Linked DNA regions of Homo sapiens: all the other regions are linked to region 1. The links are chromatin loops, found by intact Hi-C in ENCODE. Cell type or tissue: PC-3. All regions are shown on one strand. Region 1 overlaps LINC02547 (long intergenic non-protein coding RNA 2547). Region 2 overlaps MICAL2 (microtubule associated monooxygenase, calponin and LIM domain containing 2). Region 3 has its middle 87 kb from the start of LINC02752.

The links. Hi-C counts contacts between places; a loop is a spot of excess contacts. Peaks named below come from ENCODE experiments on the same cell type or tissue, not always from the same donor. Only the 100,000 strongest peaks of a DNase experiment are listed, where the experiment ranks them.
Region 2: it touches region 1 in a loop (5-fold over the local background); 4 of 110 quality-filtered maps call a loop at or near these places.
Region 3: it touches region 1 in a loop (5-fold over the local background); 14 of 110 quality-filtered maps call a loop at or near these places.

What each region holds. Positions count from the first base shown.
Region 1 is chr11:12,043,258-12,045,757 of GRCh38, reverse strand. All of the region lies in intron 1 of LINC02547 (long intergenic non-protein coding RNA 2547), which reads right to left. Among named protein-coding and RNA genes, the nearest start is that of LINC02547, 14 kb to the right of the region's middle. In PC-3, a CTCF peak has its summit at 1,334 (motif pointing right); a DNase peak (open chromatin) is centred at 1,527; H3K4me3 peaks cover 716 bases; H3K27ac peaks cover 2,278 bases.
Region 2 is chr11:12,158,828-12,161,327 of GRCh38, reverse strand. All of the region lies in intron 2 of MICAL2 (microtubule associated monooxygenase, calponin and LIM domain containing 2), which reads right to left. Among named protein-coding and RNA genes, the nearest start is that of MIR6124, 3.6 kb to the left of the region's middle. In PC-3, a CTCF peak has its summit at 1,551; a DNase peak (open chromatin) is centred at 1,497; H3K27ac peaks cover 1,284 bases.
Region 3 is chr11:11,027,275-11,029,774 of GRCh38, reverse strand. No RefSeq gene overlaps it. Among named protein-coding and RNA genes, the nearest start is that of LINC02752, 87 kb to the left of the region's middle. In PC-3, a CTCF peak has its summit at 1,506 (motif pointing left); DNase peaks (open chromatin) are centred at 1,494 and 2,344; H3K27ac peaks cover 78 bases.

The sequences.
Region 1 (2,500 bases):
TTTATTTTTATGGTGTTTCTTTTTACCTTTTTTTTTTTTTTTTTTTTTGAGACAGGGTCTCACTCTGTCCCCTAGGCTGGAGTGCAGTGGCATAATCATGGCTCACTGCAGTCTTGAACTCCTGGGCTCCAGCAATCCTCCACCTCAGCCTCCTGAGTAGCTGGGACTACAGGGCACACCACCATGCCTGGCTAATTTTTATATTTTTTTGTGGAGACAGGGTCTTGTTAAGTTGCCTAGGCTAGTCTTGGACTCCTGACTCCAAATAATCTTCCCACTTCAGCCTCCCAAAGTGCTGGGATTACAGGCATGAGCCACCACACCTGTCCTTCTTATTTTTTATTTTTTTGAGACAGGGTCTCACTCCGTCACCCAGGTTGGAGTGCAGTTGTGTGATCACAGCTCACTGCAGCCTCATCTTCCTGGGCTCAAGTGATCACTACCTTAGCTTCCTGAGTAGCTGAACCTATAGGAGCGTGCCACCACACCTGGCTGATTGTTTTTTATCTTTTGTAACAACGGAATCTCCATATGTTACCTAAGCTAGTCTCCAACTCCCAGACCGAAGCGATCCTCCCATCTCAGCCTCCCAAAGTCCTGGGATTACAGGTGTGCACCATCACGCCCAGCCAGCCTGTGAGTTCTGACAGCAGCTGTGCTGGGTTCATTGTTGTCACTCCAATGTCTAGTGCACAGAGTAGGAGAGGGAGGGGACAGGCACAGGGATGTCTGAGGGCTTCCCACGCACCAGATGCTGTGTTAAGCCTCATCCATCTCGTTTTGTCCTCCCAGGAACCCTGTGCCAGGGATGGTGGCGTGGCAGCAAGGCGGAGAGTAGGAGGGCTCATTTAGGCCCCAGGCTACGGTCAGGGGTGAGGGGACAGGTAGAGTCCTCTCTGCTTTGTAGGCCTCCTGGGTTTCTAGACAAGAGGACACCACCCTCCTGCCACCACTTTGCATACTTCCTGGGTCACCGTCTTCCCAACTGGGGCTCAGCCATGGCCATTGTGAAATTTGTTCTGTCTCCTCTCAGACTCTGCCTCCCACTCCCATATCCAGACACGTTCCTGCTAGTGACAGCCACATGACCCTCCCAATAACCACACGCCCAGCCTGGCAGCCTTCCTGGGCCTCAGGAGTGTGGTAACTTTGGAGAAGGGCTTCTGACTCAGGCAGCTGAGCTTGCTGCCAGGTGGGGACTGGCTCTGGTCTCAGTGTATCTCTGGGCCCCTTCCCAATCCCAAAATGAAAGTCCCTCTTCAGGAGTGTAACCATCCAGGAACCAGCCCTCAGCTCAGCACTGGGTAGTGTCTGCTCATAAAAATGGCCACAAGGTGGCACTGTTCCCACAGCCATTCCCTTCCCCCACGGCAAGACCACGGGTCACACCTGCATCCAACAAAAATATTACAGCTTTTGGAAGAGGTTTTCCCTGGACTGGTTGGTGAATTTCATTCTCAGTCTTCAGCTGCCAAAGGTTGTTTAGACTCGGGAATTCTGCTATAAAAAATGGTCATCTCTGAGTGCACACTTAAAAGTCAAGCAGGTTATGACTCATTGTCAATCCCCCTGCAAAGGAATTCTGTCCTGAGAGGCCTCGTGCACGCCTGACACATACAAGAGGAATGCACACACGTTAAGCAGAAAGCACGTGGGTCTTCCGTGTGCAGACACGAAGGCCGGGAAGAATGGCCCTACAGGTGATCTAGCCGTGTTCTGGTTTTCTTTTTTTGTTTTAGCCTTAGGATTTTTATTTAGGAAAAACAACAAAACAAAACAGAAGCCACTGCCCTGACTATGGAGTAGCCATTCTTTTATTTTCTTACTTTGTTAATAAACTTACTTTCACTTTAAAAGAAAAAGAAAACCAAAAAGACCTCACATAGAAGCCAAATAAGTAAAATGAGGGTAAAATTTGAAAAATATATGGTGGTTCTGGTTGCAGATGTGGGGATAAAAGAATCTCTTCCCAGTGAAGAATTTTCTAGAGCAGAATTTGAAATGTATCCATCTAGTCTCACTGGCTTATTTTATAGGAGAATAAACTGAGACTCAGAGAGGAAAATGACTTGTTCAAGATCACATACTACTTTGGAATGTTTTCATTTTAAATGAAAGTCTCAAAAGGCAGGTATTTTCACTGAGAAACAAAAACAGTTTTTATTTTCTCTGACATATGTCCAGATGCTCTTCAAGTTACGGTGACCCGGGGCACAGGAAGAGTACTGCCTGACACTTCTACACAGCTCTGTTCATTTCAAATGCTTTCAGCATCTGTTGCCCTGTCTGGCCCTCACAATACCCCTTAGAGTTTGGCAGGGCAAATGGATACCCCATTTGTCTGAGGCGAGACCAAGGCACAGAGACGGAACTGGGCTTGCTTTAGGACACAAAGTGAGTGAGTGTCACTAAAAAATAAAATAAAAGACTAGCATCCAGGACTCCAGCAGCAATCCTACACAATCGTCTAGAGTTAAGTTTATGCTATGTCAGGGGGGAA
Region 2 (2,500 bases), 120 kb before region 1:
CATGGAAGGGAAAAATGCGATGGGTGCTCATTCACATCCCAAAAATAGCTTGCCTGGGCTTTGGCCATGGTCCTTTCTGCACCATTCTAACCTCAGACATTTCTTAGGAAAGTCATTTAAGTTTCAAAGGAACAAAAATAAAGTAGAGCTGATTTTCCAAAGCACTAGCTGTTTTTCCAGAATCCAAAGCTGGCACAAGAAAACAAATGTGGAGGAGCTGGGGCTGACCCAGCTGTCAGGAGGGCTGGAGGGGTCTCTGAGCAAGAGGGCACAGCAGACCGAGCTCCACCGATGAGGCCTGGTAAGAGGAGGTCAGCAGCACACAGAGCGCAGGCCTCACGGCAGCTCTGTGCTCCCCAGAGGGGCAGTGTTCATCGTGGACAAGTTGGAATTGTGGGACGGTTTTATAATACTAAAAGCAGAGAATGGTGTTTATCTTCCTCCTTAATCTCTTACTTATTCACTCAGCAACAATTACTGGTGCATTAGCAAGAGTCGGGCACCACTCAAGGGGCCGGGAATACGTAGGCTCAGGCCCCGCCCACAGGGGCAGATGGATTACAAGACCACAGGCAAGTGCTTGTGGAATATGAACCAAGGGCATGGAAGCCCAGAGCAGGCGGTGTCCAACAGAGCCTCGAGGAGTCCAGAGGGGCCACAAGAGAGAAATCTCAAGAAAGCTTCAATTTTAGGAATGAGATTTATTTTACTAGAAGACTGGGCAGTGGACATTCCAGGCCATGGAAATACCCACACAGGGATGTGAGTGTGGAAAGAGCGGGACAGTGGTGGAATGACAGCAAGTTCAAGGTTCAGGATTCGTGAGGAGGTGCGGTGGGGATGTCCAGCGCACGTGGTGGCAGGTGTCCCCTCCAGGCCAAGGAGGGGGACTGGCCTCTCCAGTGGGTGGTGAGGAGCAGAAGACAGAGGAGCAGGAAGAGACAAGTCTTTGGGAAGATGATAGGGCAGCAGTGGACTGGAGGAGGAGGCTGGAGGCAAGGAGGCAGCTAAGGGGCTGTCCAGGCAGCAATGAGAGGAGCCGGAAGAGAAGGGGGAAGAACAGCACATGCAAAGGAGCATAGGAGCCCACTGGGCACCACCTGCCAGGAGGAGCCTGCTGGGGCTGGCGAGGTCTCAGACACTGGATGCCCAGACTTGGGGGTGACAGGATCCCTGCAACTTTGTAGGGCCCTACCCGACCTTCCCTCTTTCCCGGAGAGCTTCCGAGGTGCCTGGCACTATGCTTGGCTTGAAGGGAGACTAGCACTCATTCCCTGCTCAGGCCTGGCCAGCTTCCCTGCCCTACCCAGGCTGGGTCCTCCATGAGGCCTTACCCAGTGACCCCGGTCTATGACACTCAGCAACTTCAGTAGACTGGGGAAGGGGGCTCTGTGCCCTGCCTGGTGCGACAAGCGTGGATTCCTTCACAGATCCTCTCTGGGCTCTGTGAGCGTCCACTGTGCTTACTTGGGCATGACTCACATAAACACTGCCTCCTACTATGTCTCCACTTTCCCCATGTGCAATGTTGCCACCCAGAGAGCATAAACAGAAGGAAGGACTCATTTGCTTTGCAGATCGTATTAACATTCTCAGTCTTTATCTATCTTTGGAACCACTTCTGTGCCCAGCATTGAACAAAGGCTGCAGTGGCTGGCCGAAAAACACAAGGCTATTTGAACTTGCCTGCTACACTACAGTCTTTTCTGAGGACAGGCAAGCAGTACAGAGAAAACTGTAAGGCTTCAGAGCTATTGCCTCACACAAGCCACTTCTGATTCTCAGTTCCCTTACTGTAACAGACAAATTATAATCTCATCCTTGCAGGGTAGCTGTGAAGGGCAAGAAACGTGGATGACGGCAGAGCCAGGTCCTGGCAGGCACTCAGTAGATGTGGTAACGCACACTGCATCTACCACAGGAGGCAGATTTGTACCTGGGGAAATGTACCAGTTTAGAAAATAGTCTTGTAAATCAGTTCTCCAAGTTGCCAGCTCCTCCTTGTCTAAAATTATGAACAGTTTAGAGGCATCAAGCCAGACAATAATTTACAAACTGGAAGAAGCTGTCTCCTCCGCACCCCAATCAATGGCCACCCCTCCTCCCCTAGAAGAAGAATGAACAACTTCGTCTTCGGGCTCCAGTGGAAAAAGAGCTAAAGGTGGTGCTGAGGGCTGGATAGGCGTGGGAGCTCCAGGAACCAGCCCTTATCTAGAGTGAGATAAGGGGAGGTGGAGGGAGATGGTTTGACAGGAGAAGATAAGCGCAGCTTGGATATGTAGCCCAGCAGCCTGTACCAGGCTCAGACTTGCCACCCTGGACCTAAACACCCATCTCACCCTTTACAACTGGCTTTCCAAGTTAGGTCACAGACCTTAAAAATGACTCTAACACCCATGGCGGGTAGCTTTCCTCGTGGGATTAACATCAGAATATTTAGAGTCAGGGTAACCTGAATGTGAATCTGCTCTCAACACTTGCTAGTTTTGTGACCCTAGGC
Region 3 (2,500 bases), 1.0 Mb after region 1:
TATATTTGGAGGTAAAGGAATATAATGCCTACTTACTCTCAAATGGTTCAGGAAAAAAAACATTAATACTTAGAACAAATGATAATGCAAATAGGCCAAAATGCAAACTTGGTGAATCTGAGGGAAGGGTAAATGGGAATTCTTTGTACTATTGCAATTTTCTGTACATGTAAAATTGTATCAAAATTAAAATTTACCCCCCAAAATCTTTTTCCACCAGTAAAATTTTTTCTTAAGTGAAATTCCACCTGGAAGCCCAATGTGTCCAACAAATAAAATTGGAGTCATTTGAGTGAAATGGGGATGGTAGCTCCAGAGGTCTGCCCACAGATTCCCCTCCCACTGTCCACAGCTACATCTGAAGGGCAAGGCCATAGCAACTTAGCTGTTCACAACCAGTCCCTCTCCATCAGAGCATTGGATGTGCCTAGGGTGGCATCTCTGTCCTCACCCCTCTTCAGAGCCTCTTCCCTGATCACCTCTGCCCTCCACTTTCCTCTGAGTCACGCTCACTGTGCTAATCAGGCCTCTTCCTAATATTTATGCAAATATGTTAATTGCAGAGAATTCTCACACTGTCTGCTATTGCCTAGGGTCCATGACACTCAGAAACGTTCTTCGCCAATCACACAGGGCTTCCCAGTTGCTAGTCCCATTTCTGCTTCAGGCTGCAGCTGCCCACACCTGTATTACAGATGGACTTCAGAAGAAGGAGCTCTTCTTGAAGAAGTCAATGCACTATGCTGATCCCTGCTATCTCCTCTTGGCCCTGTAAAATACCTCTGGCAGCTGCAGTGGAACTCTTTGGCATTAAGCAAGGAAAAGATACTGTATTCATTCCTACTGCAACAAACTACCATTATTATGGTGACTTAAAACAACACAAATTTATTCTCTCACAGTTCTGGTAGTACATAGCCCAAAAACCAATTTCACTGGGCTAAAGTTGGGGTGTTGACAGTGCTAATTCCTTCCAGAGGCTTTGAAAGGAGAATCTGTTTCCTTGTTTCTTTCAGCGGCTGGTGCCTGTCTGTCTTCCTTGGCTTGTGGCCTCCTCCTCCATCTTCAAAGTTCATCAATTCAATCTCTGCTTCCACCATCATATCACCTTCTCCTCTTCTGTGGAATCTCCCTCTGCCTCTCTCCTATCAGGACACTCATGATTACCTTTAGGGTCCACTCAAAGAACCCAGAATAATCTCCCCGTTGCAAGCTGCTTAATCACAGCTGCAAAATACCCTTTGCCATATTATAAAGTAACATTCACAGGTTCTGGGGATTCAGAAGTAGATATTTTTAGGGGCTACTATTCAGCCTACCACAGAGACCTAAATTGATTGCTGCCCAACAGGTTTTCCCTGTTACTCAAATTCCCCAGCCTTTATGATGATTTGCTGTCTTTCATTTAATTATTCCCCCAGGTGCACTGATTTGAGTTCAGAGTAGCTCGTTTGTAACATACACTGCCTTCGTTTTGCTGCTCTGCCCTATTGTGCCCCCTGCCGGCAGGTGACACTACAGAGCTTGTACCCGCACAGCCCTCACCTCATACATGCCCATTGTCAAATGAATTGATGGATAGCCCTAGCCCTGGATGGAATCCCCTGAAAGCAACAGAAAGGGGGTTGAGCAAGAAGATCCTCCACTGTTTTCCAAGCCTCTAGCTGGGGCAGATTGAGGTCTCCCTGGGAGATCTCATCAGCAACAACCACACTCATAAATCAAAAAGGAACTGAGCCACAGTGCTCCTGGAGAATGAAAGGGAAAAAAGAACATTGGTTCATGTTTGGGCTGATTCTAAACTATATGGGAATGAAAGCTTTGGGGGTGATGAATTTCCCTTTAATGCTGTCACATCTGTAGTCCTGGAGGTTTAACCTCTGATTTTTGGCTGTAAAACCAACATTATTTCTGCAAAGTTGACACCAGATGCTGCCAGAGAGATATAGCTAAAGTGATAAAAATCTATTTAACAGATTTAGTGAAGCAAATACAAACTAATTAACAATTTTAGAATTGGGATTAAACACTAATTCTTTTAAACCATAAAAACTGAGATGAACAAAAGGAAAAAAAAATCTTCTCCCTCTGAATAACTCAAAGGAGCCATCTGTTTGTCATTGAGAAAATGGCCCAATTGATAAATTTTGAACAAATTCCTACTTTTTTTCTGGATTTGAATGCATTATGGACAGCCAGCCCAGAAAGAAGGCACATTACTCCCTGGCTAATGTGTCAATCTGGGCTTCCCTGAAGCTTCAGAAAACAAGCTATTTGTGTACTGACTCAGAAATAAGGAGGCAAAGACTAAAATGATATCTTTATGAATCATGCTTGAGGCATATGTTTTTGACCATTAGTAAGAAACGATGGCCTGAGGTTCCTTCTAGCTTTCTCATGCAGTAGCCATTGGTGAGACACAAATTCTTCATTAGCATCTCTCAACAAGGGCTGAGGAGCCTCTCTGCTGCCATTCTAAGACTTCCCAGAATGGCCAAAT